Regions from separate parts of the Homo sapiens genome. Here region 2 is linked to region 1. A link is a contact called in ENCODE Hi-C or POLR2A ChIA-PET data. All regions are on one chromosome and are shown on one strand. Each heading gives the region's core, a stretch centred on a gene start or an enhancer-like site at or near the end of the contact. The rest is flanking DNA. Distances are from core to core; before and after follow the strand shown.

Evidence for each region. Hi-C counts contacts between places; a loop is a spot of excess contacts on that map. ChIA-PET counts read pairs that join two places held with the same protein, here RNA polymerase II (POLR2A). Pooled maps may share reads with other maps.
Region 2: a loop to region 1 is called in a pooled map, with 8 times the contacts of the local background. The contact joins the promoter of DNMT3A here to the enhancer-like site in region 1. A Hi-C loop is called at or near these places in 7 of 50 pooled maps. POLR2A ChIA-PET finds 5 or more read pairs at or near these places in 5 of 52 experiments (GM10248, WTC11, activated CD8-positive, alpha-beta T cell and 2 more).

What each region holds. Positions count from the first base shown.
Region 1 is chr2:25,450,303-25,456,809 of GRCh38, forward strand. It overlaps DTNB (dystrobrevin beta), which reads right to left. Exons shown (of 21, transcript NM_021907.5): 11 at 5,103-5,192; 12 at 1,246-1,333. Among named protein-coding and RNA genes, the nearest start is that of DTNB-AS1, 32 kb to the left of the region's middle. RefSeq lists an enhancer at 2,891-2,950. Within about 2 kb of position 2,934, at least 2 of the 41 ENCODE cell types and tissues checked have a DNase peak (open chromatin) inside an H3K27ac peak, as active enhancers do.
Region 2 is chr2:25,338,990-25,345,496 of GRCh38, forward strand. DNMT3A (DNA methyltransferase 3 alpha) reads right to left here and starts at 2,936. Exons shown (of 23, transcript NM_022552.5): 1 at 2,837-2,936. RefSeq lists silencers at 1,659-1,778, 2,059-2,298, 2,399-2,568, 2,859-3,068, 3,129-3,608 and an enhancer at 3,729-3,848.

The DNA of each region.
Region 1 (6,507 bases), core at 1,684-4,183:
AGTTTCCTTTTCTGACTGATTTGCTTCTTACCTTTGTTGAAAGTCATTTGACCTTACACATGAGTGTCTTTTATGGATACTCTATTCTGTTCCTTTGATTTATTTGTTCATCCTTTTGCCAGTATCTTACTTTCTTGATTACTATAGCTTTATAGTAAGTCTTAATGTCAAGTAGGATTAAGTCTGCCAACTTTGTTTTTCTTTTTCAAGACTGTTATGGTTATTCTAGGTCCTTTGGTTCTCCAAATACATTTTAAAAACAGTTTGCTAATTTCTATAAAAAAGCCTGTTGAGATTTGAATTGGTATTAAATCTATAGATCAATTTAGGAAAATCTGCCATCCTAACAATATTAAATCTTTTAATCCATCAATATGGCATACCTCTTCATTTATTTAGGTTTTCTTTAATTTCTTTTAGCAATGTTTTACAGTTTTCAGACTTGAACATCTTCCATTAAATTTATCCATAAGTATTTGGTATTTTTAATGCTACAGTAAATAGTATTTTTCTTTTTGTGAGACAGGGTCTTGCTCTGTTGCCCAGGCTGGAGTGCAGTGGAACAATCATGGCTCACTGCAGCCTTGACCTCCCCGGGCTCAACTAATCTTCCCACCTCAGCCTTCCCAGCATCTGGGACTACAGGTGCGTGCTACCACACCTGGCTAATTTTTGTATTTTTTATAGAGACAGCATTTCACTATGCTGCCAGAGGGTGGTCTCAAACTCCTGAGCTCAAGTGATCTGCCCGCCTCAGCCTCCCAAGGTGCTGGGATATACACTTTATATCTTGTAGCAATACTATAAAATTTACTTATCTGTTCTACTAGTGTTTTTTTAGATTTCTTAGGACTTCATATGCACAATCATGTCATCTTCAAATAAAGACTGCTTTACTTCTGTCTTTCCAATATTTATACCCCTTTCTTCTTGTCTTGTTGCATTAATTAGGTCCTCCAGTATAATTTAGAATAGAGGTGGTGAAAGTGGATATCTCTGAATTGTTCCCAATATTAGGGGGAAATATTTCAAAATTTAAACTGTAGGTGTGATCTTAACTGTAGGTTTTTGTAGGTGTTCTTTATCAGGGTGAGGAAGTTTCCTTCTACTCTTAGCATGTGGAAAAGTGGAAAGTGTCCCCGAGGTACCTGTTCTCCTAAATTTCATGTCTACTATTCCCTTTCCATTTGCATATTAAAGTAATGCTAATTTCTGCTACTCTCCTGGGATCCTCCATTAACTTACCACGTTTCCTGCTTCTGCAGCCAGCCGGGCAGCATAGCGAGCTATAAGACGGTGTTCCTCATCCAGTCGGCTAGGACTGTCCAGAACACTGCCAAGGAAATAAAAATGCAACAAGTGTCTATTAAACATCCCTTATTCTTGTTCCATTCTCAGAAAGAACAGATGGAAGAAAAGCTCATAAAAGAATGGTAATAAAAGAACTAGAGGCCTGGGTCATAGATACTAATGGTCTTCTGAAAAAAAGGGGATTTAGAGAAATGAGGAGGCCACATTTGTCATTCCTCACTGGCAGCACATCCCCGCTGCTCCTCCACCATCAAAGGGGCACTTCATTTTGAATGCAAGGCCTGAGAAAACACAGGGCACCCACAAAGTCTGAGGCAGGGATTTCTAACCAAATGTTTAAAACTGATGACTTTTTAGACCTTGATCTCAAATTCAAAAAGACCAAGAGAAAACTAAAGCATCATGAAAAACAGAGGGCTGAGAAAAAATATACTTAACACTGGCTAAGCAAAAGTTTGGCCTTGCCAGGGCAGGCCAAACACACTGTAAAGCTGGAAAGATTCCATGACATCAAATATTCCCCTTTTCATGCCCCTTTCTCTTCCTTTACTATGCTCATTCTACATCTATAGCCCCATCTTGGAGTTAATTAGTTTAATGCATTACTTTTCAACAAGAGTACCAATACTCTAAAAATCTAAGGACCCATTCAGACAGGCTATCAGACAATGTGGTATCTGGATGAGGGAAGGGTTCTTGAGTAATAGGCTGGCTCTGCATATGGGATGCTGATATGGAACTTCTGATTCTGAAATACATGACTTCTTTAGTATACCAAATGCTATTTATCCTTATCAAGACAGTCCTAGATTAATAGGGACTGTGGCTATATAATTCTCTGTTTAGGACTGGCAGATGCTTTAAGACGACAGTGATGATGTTGACTAAATGACCAGAGGTGGCTGTTGTGGCTTACCTCCACTTTGGCCCTATGTTCTTGGGTTTCCAAAAACCCTTGATCAGAGTTTGGCAGTATGACAAGTCATACAGAAAAATTTAAAGACATGACTTCAATACTCATCGAAGTTTGTTATAATTACTGAGGGGAATCTGGGAAGGGTGTGGCTAAATCAATAAAGACCTGTCTGAACTTTTCATGTGTAGAATCAACTATATTTTTTCTAGTTTTTTTTTTTTTAATCTTTCTATCTCTTTGGCTAAGTCTTTAAGCTTAACTTAGTCTTTCTTCTGGGATTTTTTTTTAAGTGCTTCGAGTCTTCGCCTATGACATTTGTCAACACTTTATAATTTTAAGCATGCAAATATCCATCTTCAGGATGATCACCCTCTCAAAAATGATCTTGTAATAAGAACAGACTACTATTAGGCGGCTTTAATATTTTAGGGTCAAGGCCCCAAGGTGAGAGATAAACTATAATATTTGTGCTTTAAAGGTATTTGTCTGAAATAAGAGAACTATCTTTTAAATTAAAAAAAAAACAATAAAAATGAATGCTTAACGATACAAGTGGATCATATTATGGAGGGATTGGTAGCCGAAGAAGTGGGGCCTAAAGTGGCTGACCTCTGTTATCTGGCAAGGGATACAATAGGTTCTTCTGTGCAAAAGAGCTCCTTTTTCTCAATCACATTCTATCTCCTTAGGAAGGTTGATCCTATTTGTCATTTATACATGAGTGTGGATGACAGACTGCTTTAATTGGCTATGTTTTCTAGCCAGAAACTAGAAGCTTGTGTTGATGAGAGGTTTTAAGGTCAATGATTAGAAAGGATCCTTATTCTTCTGTTTGAATTGACTTTCATTTTCAGAATTAGTTAGCCAGAAAAGTTCTGACTTCTCGGAAGAAGTATGAAGCTCAGCTTCTTAGATTACTAATCAAGAAGTCATGTAGTACTCACTCACTCATCATGTTCTCCCAGGGCTACCAGCCACCAATTTTTGTTCAGGGAGCCAAGGTGAGACTTCAGGGCCTTAGCTAAACCTACCATAAATCTTATTGGGCTAAATTACTAGGTAACAGTCTCTTGTCAAACATTCTGCTGCTATTTTTACCATGGAAACTTTTGCTCACTCTGGACAATTGCCTTTAGTGATAATAAAGAATTTGTCTTGCCTAGGGTGAAACAACTCTGTTCCTAGAGACCAAGAGGCTGGGACAGTGTGCAAAGAAATCATCTGTTGGATGAGGAGACACTCTGTGATGCAGTGCACACAATTATCAGGCCCTTCCTTCCCTCCTAGAGGGTAAGCCTATTAAACATATTTAGAAGCTTAGAAAACCCTACTTCTCAGCCGGGCGTAGTGGCTCATGCCTGTAATCCCAGCACTTTGGGAGGCTGAGGCCGGCGGATCACGAGGTCAGGAGATCGGGACCATCCTGGCTAACACAGTGAGACCCCGTCTCTACTAAAAATATACAAAAAAATTAGCTGGGTGTGGTGATGAGCGCCTGTGGTCCCAGCTACTCGGGAGGTTGAGGCAGGAGAATGGCATGAAGCCGGGAGGCAGAGCTTGCAGTGAGCTGAGATGGCACCACTGCGCTCCAACCTGGACGACACAGTGAGACTCTGTCTCAAAAAAAAAAAAAAAGAAAAGAAAACTCTACTTCTCCAAGCTTTAGAGATACATAAATACCCCAGAATAGTGATGCTATTTAGTCATATCAGGAAAACTATGGAAAACGGTATAAAGTATAATATTTAAAAGTCTTTTTCATATGTATATTTCCCAACTGACTATTAATTTATTCTTCTGTTATTAGGGGAAGTAGCAGCAAGGTCAGATGACCCTCCCAAGGAGCCATGGCATGCTATAAGCAAAACTAAGATCAAAATTTAAAGCTTCAGCCTCTGTTATGTGTACAGCTTATAAATTATGGTTTTCTCTCTAAGAACAAGAATCTCAAAGCATGGCTTTCCAAGTTGTTTGGCACTGTGATTCTTCTTTGCTGTTATGTAGGGGAAGGATGGCTTTAGATTGCTTAAACTTTACCTGTCATCCTACTTGAAGAATGGTGGTGGGTGTGGGCATGGAGTGAGCAGGAGACTTTGGACCTACCTGAAAGTAATACCACTTTTTTCGGTATTAAATCTTTTAAAAAAAGGATTAACTTTGCTATAGTTAGCAGTTATCAAACGTTTTTCCATCCCAAACCACTGAAGAATCAGACACATTCTCTTATTAACAGTGAGTCACTACCGCAGTAGTTTTCAGGGTAAGGGGAATGTGGAGCTATTATAATACATGTAACTATTATAATATGAGAGGGTCTACATAATTTGGAAAAAGACCCTCAGGTGACAGTGACCCAATACCATTGTTGGGAATCACCGGTTTAAATAATCAACACTGACAGATTCCTGCTAACAGATAAAGGGTGGTAAAGATGTAATAGGGTGACAGTATCAAAGTCCCCAGATAAGACAAAGTGGGATATCTGTGGGTTGATCAACTCTAAACTTGGAATGTCAATAGAAAGATTTCATTAGTTAGGTAAGAATGAACAGGAAGAGGTTGCATCAGATACCTCTGTGAGTACTGCGATCCCTCATAGGTTTATATATTTTTTGAGTGTAAGCTGAAGGAAGTGAACCCCACTTTAAAGGAGAATGTCTGACTCCATGTTTAGGTCAGCGCCCAGGCTTGGCAAGCCTCCCTCTCTTGTAGAAGCTAATGCTTAGCAACTATTTTAACTCTGCCAAACATAGCTGGTAGCTGCTCAAGAAAAACCTGACATGCAGTTTTTTTTCCAGCTGACAACCCCAGGTAGCAAAGCTCTCCCTCCCTCTGATCACCCGTGGCTACCCACTGCTGCTGCACCACCACTGACCGTGCACAGTGCTGCAGACGGGCCACATAGGAGGCTATCAGCGCATGCTCATCGGCCAAGTGACTGGGTATATCCTGGCTATACTGTAACCTAGGAACAATGGAGGCAAAGACAGCAAGCGTGACACAAACACATACAGAGGGAGAAATGAACATGGATTAAAATGAGCAAACTTCAAAGAAAAATTTAAAAAATAATAAATCATGATAAGGAAAACAATAAAAAACCCACAATGCATAATGGAATATGGTGTTAGATCCTCAGGAATCCATCTCTCAAATCCTTTAAACAAAAGCAGTCCTTCAGGAGTGGCGCTGGCCCACTGACATGACAGCCCTTGGGAAGAACCTGTTGAGTCGGCAGGGGAGCCGCATGTACCACTTTTGTTCGGGTGCTGCGCTCTGTGATGATGCACTTTTTAGAAGATGCCTTCTGGCAAGACAACTGAGGCACAGCCAATCTACTAAATATCACTACATGACCCCCTAGCGCTATGCTTTTATAAGCTTTTGTGTACATCTAAGAATTTTCAGTGTTACTTCATGTTGCCAGTTAAACATTTTTATTTCTATAAGGATACTGCCTTTAGCATCAGTCTATTTCTCCCATAAAACTGGTACCCATCCCAAACTCATTAGAACTGCGCCTAATTATAAGGCAACACTATATACTCTGAGTGAGGCTCTCTCTTATAGATACATGAAAGGTCCTTAAGCACATGGTCTTCTAACTTTTTACTACAGAAATATTAAAACTTGCATAAAATAGAGTAATCTAATGACTACCCCTCAGGTACCCATAGCAAAACTTGAATGAATGTCAACATTTTGTCAATGTTATCTAATCGAATTTTCATTCCTCCAACATTTTGTGCAGGGACGAGTGGCTAAAAGCAAACCCCAGGCAATTATTTCACCTGGGAATACTTGAGCCTGTACATCTATCAGATAGTAAAAACATTTCACACAACCTAACACCATTATCACACCTAAAAACACAGACAAAAATATTTTAGTATCCCAGTCCATCTGCCAATTTCCTCAAATCTTAAAAAATGTCCATTTACAATTAAAGTCAAGATCCAAACAAAGTCCCCACTTTGCAAATGGCTGGTAGGTTTCTTTTATGTTTGTATGTGACTGATACATTTCTGGGTTTTTTTTTGTTTTTGTTTTTTTGTTTTTTTGAGACAGAGTCTCGCTTTGTCTCCCAGGCTAGAGTGCAATGGCATGATCTCGGGTCACTGCAACCTCTGCCTCCTGGGTTCAAGCGATTCTCCTGTCTCAGCCTCCCAAGTAGCTGGGATTACAGGCGTGCACCACCAGCTAATTTTTGTATTTTTAGTAGAGACGGGTTTTCGCCTCTGTTGGCCAGGCTGGTCTTGAACTCCTGACCTCAAGTGATC
Region 2 (6,507 bases), core at 1,686-4,185, 110 kb before region 1:
CTGTACTTTTTACACCCTCTGCAGAGTCGGACGTGACCAACCCGTCTCTTGCAGGGACCCTCCTCACACTGCCTCTCCTTCCCAAGGCCCAACTCGCTGGGCGCCCTGATCTCTCTCATATCTCCTTCTCCTTGGAAGCCTTCCCCTATTACTGCCATGTGCCGAAAAACAGACCACCCTGTCCCCATTGCTAGGCCTGAAATTCCACCACTAGAATCAGAGCCATAGAATGTCAAAGCTGGAATGGACCTTCCGGCTCTAGTCCAACCCCCACCCCACAGAGGAATCCTGTCCGCAGACACCCTGACAGATGGCTGCTGGCGTCCTTTCCTAGGCTTCTCCAGGAAGGACTCAGAGGGCAGCCCTGTGGACCAGTCCACTCCTTGAGTCTAGAAGGAATTCACCTTTCTTAGGGTCAGTCTCCTATGGAAGGCACTGGTGCCTGGGTGGGGTAACGAGGGAAGTTTGGTCGGCCTGAATCCGCAGCTGCTTATCTGGGGAGGAGCTGCACAGAGGAGGGGGACCCACCAGGGAGGCAGGCAGGTGCCAGAGCTGCTGCACAGGCCAGCCTGGTCCCTCGCCTGGAGCCAGCACATGTGCACACACAGACTCCCACCTTGACAGAGCCACCTGTCACAGCCCAAGCAGGGCCTCGGTAGAACCTGGAGGCAGAGGGGGACCATTTTGCCCCAGAAACCCAGCAGGAACTCCCTACAACCCAACTCTCCAAAGGCAGGCAGCTCAGAAAACTACCTGGAGATGGCCCCTGCTAGCCAACCAAAGAGGGTCCCCGGGATGCCTGGCCCCCCAAATCCCACAGGCCAGTCCTAACACCCAGGCAATAGCAAGGCGAATAGCTCCCCTGGCTGCAGCTGTCACATCTGCCCGCGAGGGAGGAGGCGACACTGGAGCAGCACCTGATCCCAGGATCCCTTCGTAGCCGCCCGCCCAGGAGGCGGGTTCAGCCGCTGGCAGCCTAGGGTGAAACATGAAGACTGAGCAGGCCCTCAGGGATGCTGATGGCAGTCTCTGGGCACGGCAGTGAGGGGCAAGTTGGGTCACAGGGCGGACAGCGCTTCTCCCCAAGGCTTCTGTCCCCGCTGGTTTGGAGGGGGGGTAGCTGCGCGGCCCTGGGGCTCGGCCCTGCCCACCCTCCCGCCTGCCGCAGGCCAGAGCTGCCCTGCTGGGTGCCAGACGCCATGTTGGGTCAAGGTGCAGCCGCAGGGGGCTCCCCTCAGGAGCCGGGGGAGGCAGCCCCTGGGAACCAGAGGGCACTGCTCCCCGCCCAGGGCGCCAACACCTCCTCAACTGGCCGTGCAGCGGAGAGAGGGTGCCAGGACGGAGGGGATGAGGAGAGGGGGAGAAATGGCAGAGGGGCGCTGGGGTGGGAGAGGGTGCCCCCAAGAAGGGAGGCTTCAGGAAAGCGAAAAGCAGTTTGGCAGCCCCAGGGCCGCGGGCCCCAGCGATGAGGGGCTGGGGGAGGCCAGGGGCGGGCCCTGGACCCGCGCCAGCCCGGTCCGCGCCGAAGGGGAGGGAAGGCAGGGCGGCCTGGGGGAGGGGAACTGGGGTGAGGGCGGGACACGGACAGCCGCCGCCTGCGGCTCCGAAGCTCGAGGTCTCCCGGGGTGCGGGGACGTGGGGCCGAAGACCCCGCTCCGCAGCCGCGGCGAGGCCTCGTCCTTCACTGTGCAGATGCGAAGCTTTCAAGGACACGTCTGCACCGGCCCGGCGGGGTGCGTGTGCGTGAGTGTGTCCGCGTGCGTGGGAGTGTGCGCGGGGGTGCTGGAGGGGCGACCCCGGGCGTACCCCCCCTGCGCCGCTCCCGGTCCCGGCCCCGCTACTTCCACCCCCGCGTTTTCCGGCCCCCGCGGCCCGGGCCCGGGCCCGGGATCCTCGCCCGCCCCCGCCCCGCCCCCACATTGCGGCGCCGCCACCGCGGCCGCCCGGGCACCCACGGCCCGCGGTGGGGACAGGGAGGAGCCGGGCACGACCACCCCTCTCCGTGCCGCCGGCACTCCGGGGGAAGGTGTGCCCCCAAGGCGGGCGCTCTCCCCGGCCCCGCCGCCCCTCCCGGCCCCGCCGGCGCCCCGCACCCCCAGCCACAGGTGGCCGGAGGAGGATCGCGGCGCGGCGCTCCCCGGCCCGGCCCCGCCATCACCCCTCGGCCCGCCCCCGGGGGCCTCCCGGGTCCCCCGCCCCGCGGGGCCGAGGAGGGCCGGGCGCCGGGGGGAGGGGCGGGGGGCCGGGTCGTGCCAGGCTGCCATTTTCTGCCGCCGCCGCGGAGCCTGCGCGGGGCCCGGCCCCCGCCCCCTCCCCCGCTCCCCCGGGCCGCCGCGGGGGCCGATCCTTCTGGGTCGGGGTCCGCGCCCTCCGGCGCCCTGGCCGCGGGCTCCAGGCGGGGCCGCGGGGCTGGGGCAGAGCCCGGAAGGCGGGGGCGGCCCGGCCGGGGCCCCTGCGGCAGCGGCGAGCCGGGCACCGCGGCGCAGGCCGGCGGTGGAGGGGCCCCCCGCGGCATTGTATAGACTTGAACTTGAGCCCGGAGCCGGGCGGGGGCGGGGAGGGGGGTCCGCGCCGGGAGCGGGCGGGACGGGAGGGGGCGCCTGCCGAGCCCGCGGGGACATAAACAAACCCTCAAATCCCCCGCGCCGCCCCGGCCAGCCCGGCCCGCCGTCCCCGCCTGCAGTCCCGGCCCCACGGGCGCCCGGCGCCGAGTTGCAGGGGTCCGGGAGCGTGCCCCGAGCCGGGCACTGCCAGCCGCGGCGCCCCCCGCCCGGCTCCCCGGCTCCCCGCCGCCTCCGGGCCGGCCTTCCGGGCCGCCAGCAGCGGCGCTCATTACCGTATGGCCGGTGGGGTCGGGCCGGCCCGGCTGCGCGCCCTGGTGCCGCGGCGCCGCGTCCCGGCTCGTCCTCTGCTCTCGCCGCCGCCGCCGCCCGCGCGCCCTCCCTCCCTCCCGGCCCGCCTGCCTGCCTCGCTCGCTCGCTCCCTCCCTCCGCTCGCTGTCGCGCTCCCTCTCTCCGCCTCCTCCGCCGGGTCCCCCCCTCCCACCCCTTCTCTCCGCCTTCCTCCTTCCCTCCCTCCGGCCGCCCGCGGGCCCAGGCCTCCGCCCGCCGCTCGCCCCCCGCGGCCGCGCTGGCCCCGGCCCCGGCGCTGCGGAGCCGGCCCGGGAGGCAGCGCCGACTGGGGGGCCCCGGGGCGCCGCGGCGGGAGCGGCCTGGGCGCGCGGCCGGTCCTAGCGCCCTCGGCGCGACTTCCCGGCCTCTGCGGCCCCGCCGGGGTCCCCGCACGCCGCTTGGCGGAGGTCTGGACCCCGCACCGCCCAGACCGGGGGCCGGGCCCCGGGCGCCCCGCCTCGGCCGCGCTCCCGGCCACTCAGAGCCCCTCGAGTCGTAGCCGAGCTCCGGGCCTCGCCGCAGCCCTCCCCACGCTGGGCGCCCCGCTACCTGGCGCTGCTTCTGCGCTGGGTCCCCGCATCCAGCACTGGCCGCAGGGACAGCGGCCCCTCCTCTCCCCGGGCCGGTGTCAAGTGCCTCCCCCCGCAGCCCGCGGAGCCCCCGGCGGCCTTCGCCCTGCAGTTCTCCCGACCTCCGCCAGAGCCCACTGCGCTCTGCCTGCCTCAGCACTGGGGCTGGGGACAGCAGCGCTGGCCCAACCGCGCCGCAACCCCCAGCCAGGTGCCGCCGCGGAGTAGAGGCCACTCTGCTCTACAGGGCCAAGGTCGGAGCGCCAGGCTCCTCCTGGCCGTCCCGCAGGCTCCAAAGCCTCTCTGAGATGAGCTGCCTTGAAGGGAGTGAGTTCCCCGTACCTTGAGGTGTCCAAGTAGAGTTGGGTGTCCTCAGTTGGGCACTGGAAGACTGAAAGATTTCATGAGGTGGGAGGTTGAATGAAATGACATTGAAGGTCTCTTCCAGCTGGAAGATTCTGTGTGTGCCTACACACCGCCCTCACCCCTTCACCGTGGGGGCTGTTCTCCTTCCCCATGGAGCGCTCAGGGCTCTAGGTTCCTGACTTGGGGCACCTCTGTCTAATTCCACCAGCACAGCCACTCACTATGTGCTCATCTCACTCCTCCAGCAGCCGCTGTAGGACTTGGGGCTGGGCACCCCCCCACCCCCGCCTCCAGCCTCCTTGCGCGCCCCAGCACCCCACCAGCCACCCGCAGCTCTGCACCCCGAATTCTACTCAGCACTTCAGCTATATCACAGTGCCCTGAGCTCCCTGACTGGCACAGGACATGGCGTGCTCCCTTCCCAGGGACCCGCCATCCTACTTGTGGGCAGGGATTGCTGGAGTTGGTGGTGGGACTCACTTCACAGTGAAGCGGATCCTACTTTTCCCTTCTCCCCATGCAGCCCAGCACCCGCCCCCCCAACGCCACCCTTTTAGCGTCACAGAACCGAGTTGCCAAGTTCTCTGGGACCGGGAGCTGACCTTTCATACAGACGGGAAGGTTTTCCTTCGGGAGGTTCTCCAATGCTTCCAGGTCCCTCCGTCTCCCCAACCCCCACCCTGAGCCTCGATATCTGAGACCAGCTTCTAGGCCATAGTTCTGGCCGTTTTCAGTGTCACCCTCACTCAAGTGGCCACCCCGCCCTACTGATGATAGGCCCTGCTGTCCATGGTCCCCACCGGCCCAGAGACTCCCAGTGCTCTGTGAGGACAGGGGCCGCGTCTGTCATCCCTGTAGCCCAGCACTTGGTGCTAGGAGATTCTCAGTAAACCTTGGTGGAATTAACATGTGACCCTCCTGGGCTGTTCGCTTTCTACATCAGGAGGGGCATCCGTGAACACTCTAAATGGCGCACCCAGCTTGGCAAAGGAGAAGACCGTTTATAGAAGGATGACTGAGATACCTCTGCCTTCATCAAGGGCTTACATATAACACGGCCCCAAACAGCAGCGACTGTTTACTGAGTGTCTACTATGTGCCAGGCACCAGACATGGTATTTTCTCTAGTCTTCACTAGCCCTGTGATATGGCTTGTACTCTCCTCACGCTACAGATGAAGAAACTGAGGCTCAGTCTTAGTCAAAGCCATACAGTTGGGAAGTGGCAGAGTCAGGATTCAAAGCCAGGTTCATCCGGCTCTGAAATCACCCCACATCACATCTTTTTTTTTTTTCTTTTATTGAGACACAGTCTCGCTCTGTTGCCCAGACTGGAGTGCAGTGGAGTGATCATGGCTCACTGTAGCCTCGACATTCTGGGCTCAACCAATCCTCCTGCCTCAGCCTTCTGAGTATCTGGGACTATAGATGCACACCACCATGCCTGGCTAATTTATTATTATTATTTGTAGAGATAGGGGCCTCTCTATGTTGATCAGGCTGGTCTTGAACTCCTGGGCTCAGGTGATGCTCCTATCTCAGGCTCCCAAGGTGTTGGGATGACAGGCATGAGCCATCGTGCCCAGCCCACACCACACTTTTGAAACATAGTTGCTCTTAAGAAGCTGAAATTCAGTGGGTGCAGTGGCTCACGCCTGTAACCCCAGCACTTTGGGAGGCCGAGGCGGGAGGATCACTTGAGGTCAGGAGTTCAAGACCAGCCTGGCTAACATGGTGAAACCCCGTCTCTACTTAAAATACAAAATTAGCTGGGTGTCATGGCGCATGCTTGTAAACCCAGTTACTCGGGAGGCTGAGGCAGGAGAATCGCTTGAACCTGGGTGGCGGAAGTTGCAGTGAGCTGATATCGTGCTACTGCACTCCAGCCTGGGTAACACAGCAAGACTTTGTCTCAAAAAAAAAAAAAAAAAAAAAAAGCTGAAATTCTCAGGGCCATGATGAGCAAATGTAAATTTCTATTCAATAGGGCTATTTATGATGACATTATTAGGAGCCACCAAAGTCACTTAGTATGGTAAAGTATGTAACCTTGGATGTATGGGTTGCTGGGGTCAAGAGGTCCAAGGTGACTGTGTTAGGGGGTTTATGTCTGTTAAGAAACAACCGTTTGGCTACAGGGTTGGTTCCAGACCCTGACCTTAATGTCTTTGGTCCCAAGAGGAGGCATATCTGTGCTAGCTAACCCTCATCACTGCACCTCATACTGGGTTAACTCAGGTTGGTTTAGCCTCTCGGCTTCTACACCCCTCACTTGTGTCTGCCGCACTGTGGCCTCATCAGAATCCTGGCTGATCCTAGATTATCTAGGGTATGTGGCAGTATCAGGACAGGCTAGGTTGTCCTGCAGTAACAAACAACTCCAAATCTCAGTGACTCAAAACCACAAAGTTTCTATGGAAAACAGTATGGTAGTACCTCAAAAAAAATTAAACATAGAATTACCATATAACCCAGCAGTTCCACTTCCGGTGTACAGTCAAAATAATTGAAAGCAGAAATTTTTTTGTTTGTTTTTTGTTGTGTTGTTTTCTTTTGTTTTGCTTTTGAGATGGAGTTTCCCTCTTATTGTCCAGGCTAGAGTGCAGTGGCGTGATCTCGGCTCACTGCAACCTGTGCCTCCTGGGTTCAAGTGATTCTCCTGTGTCAGCCTCCCAAATAGCT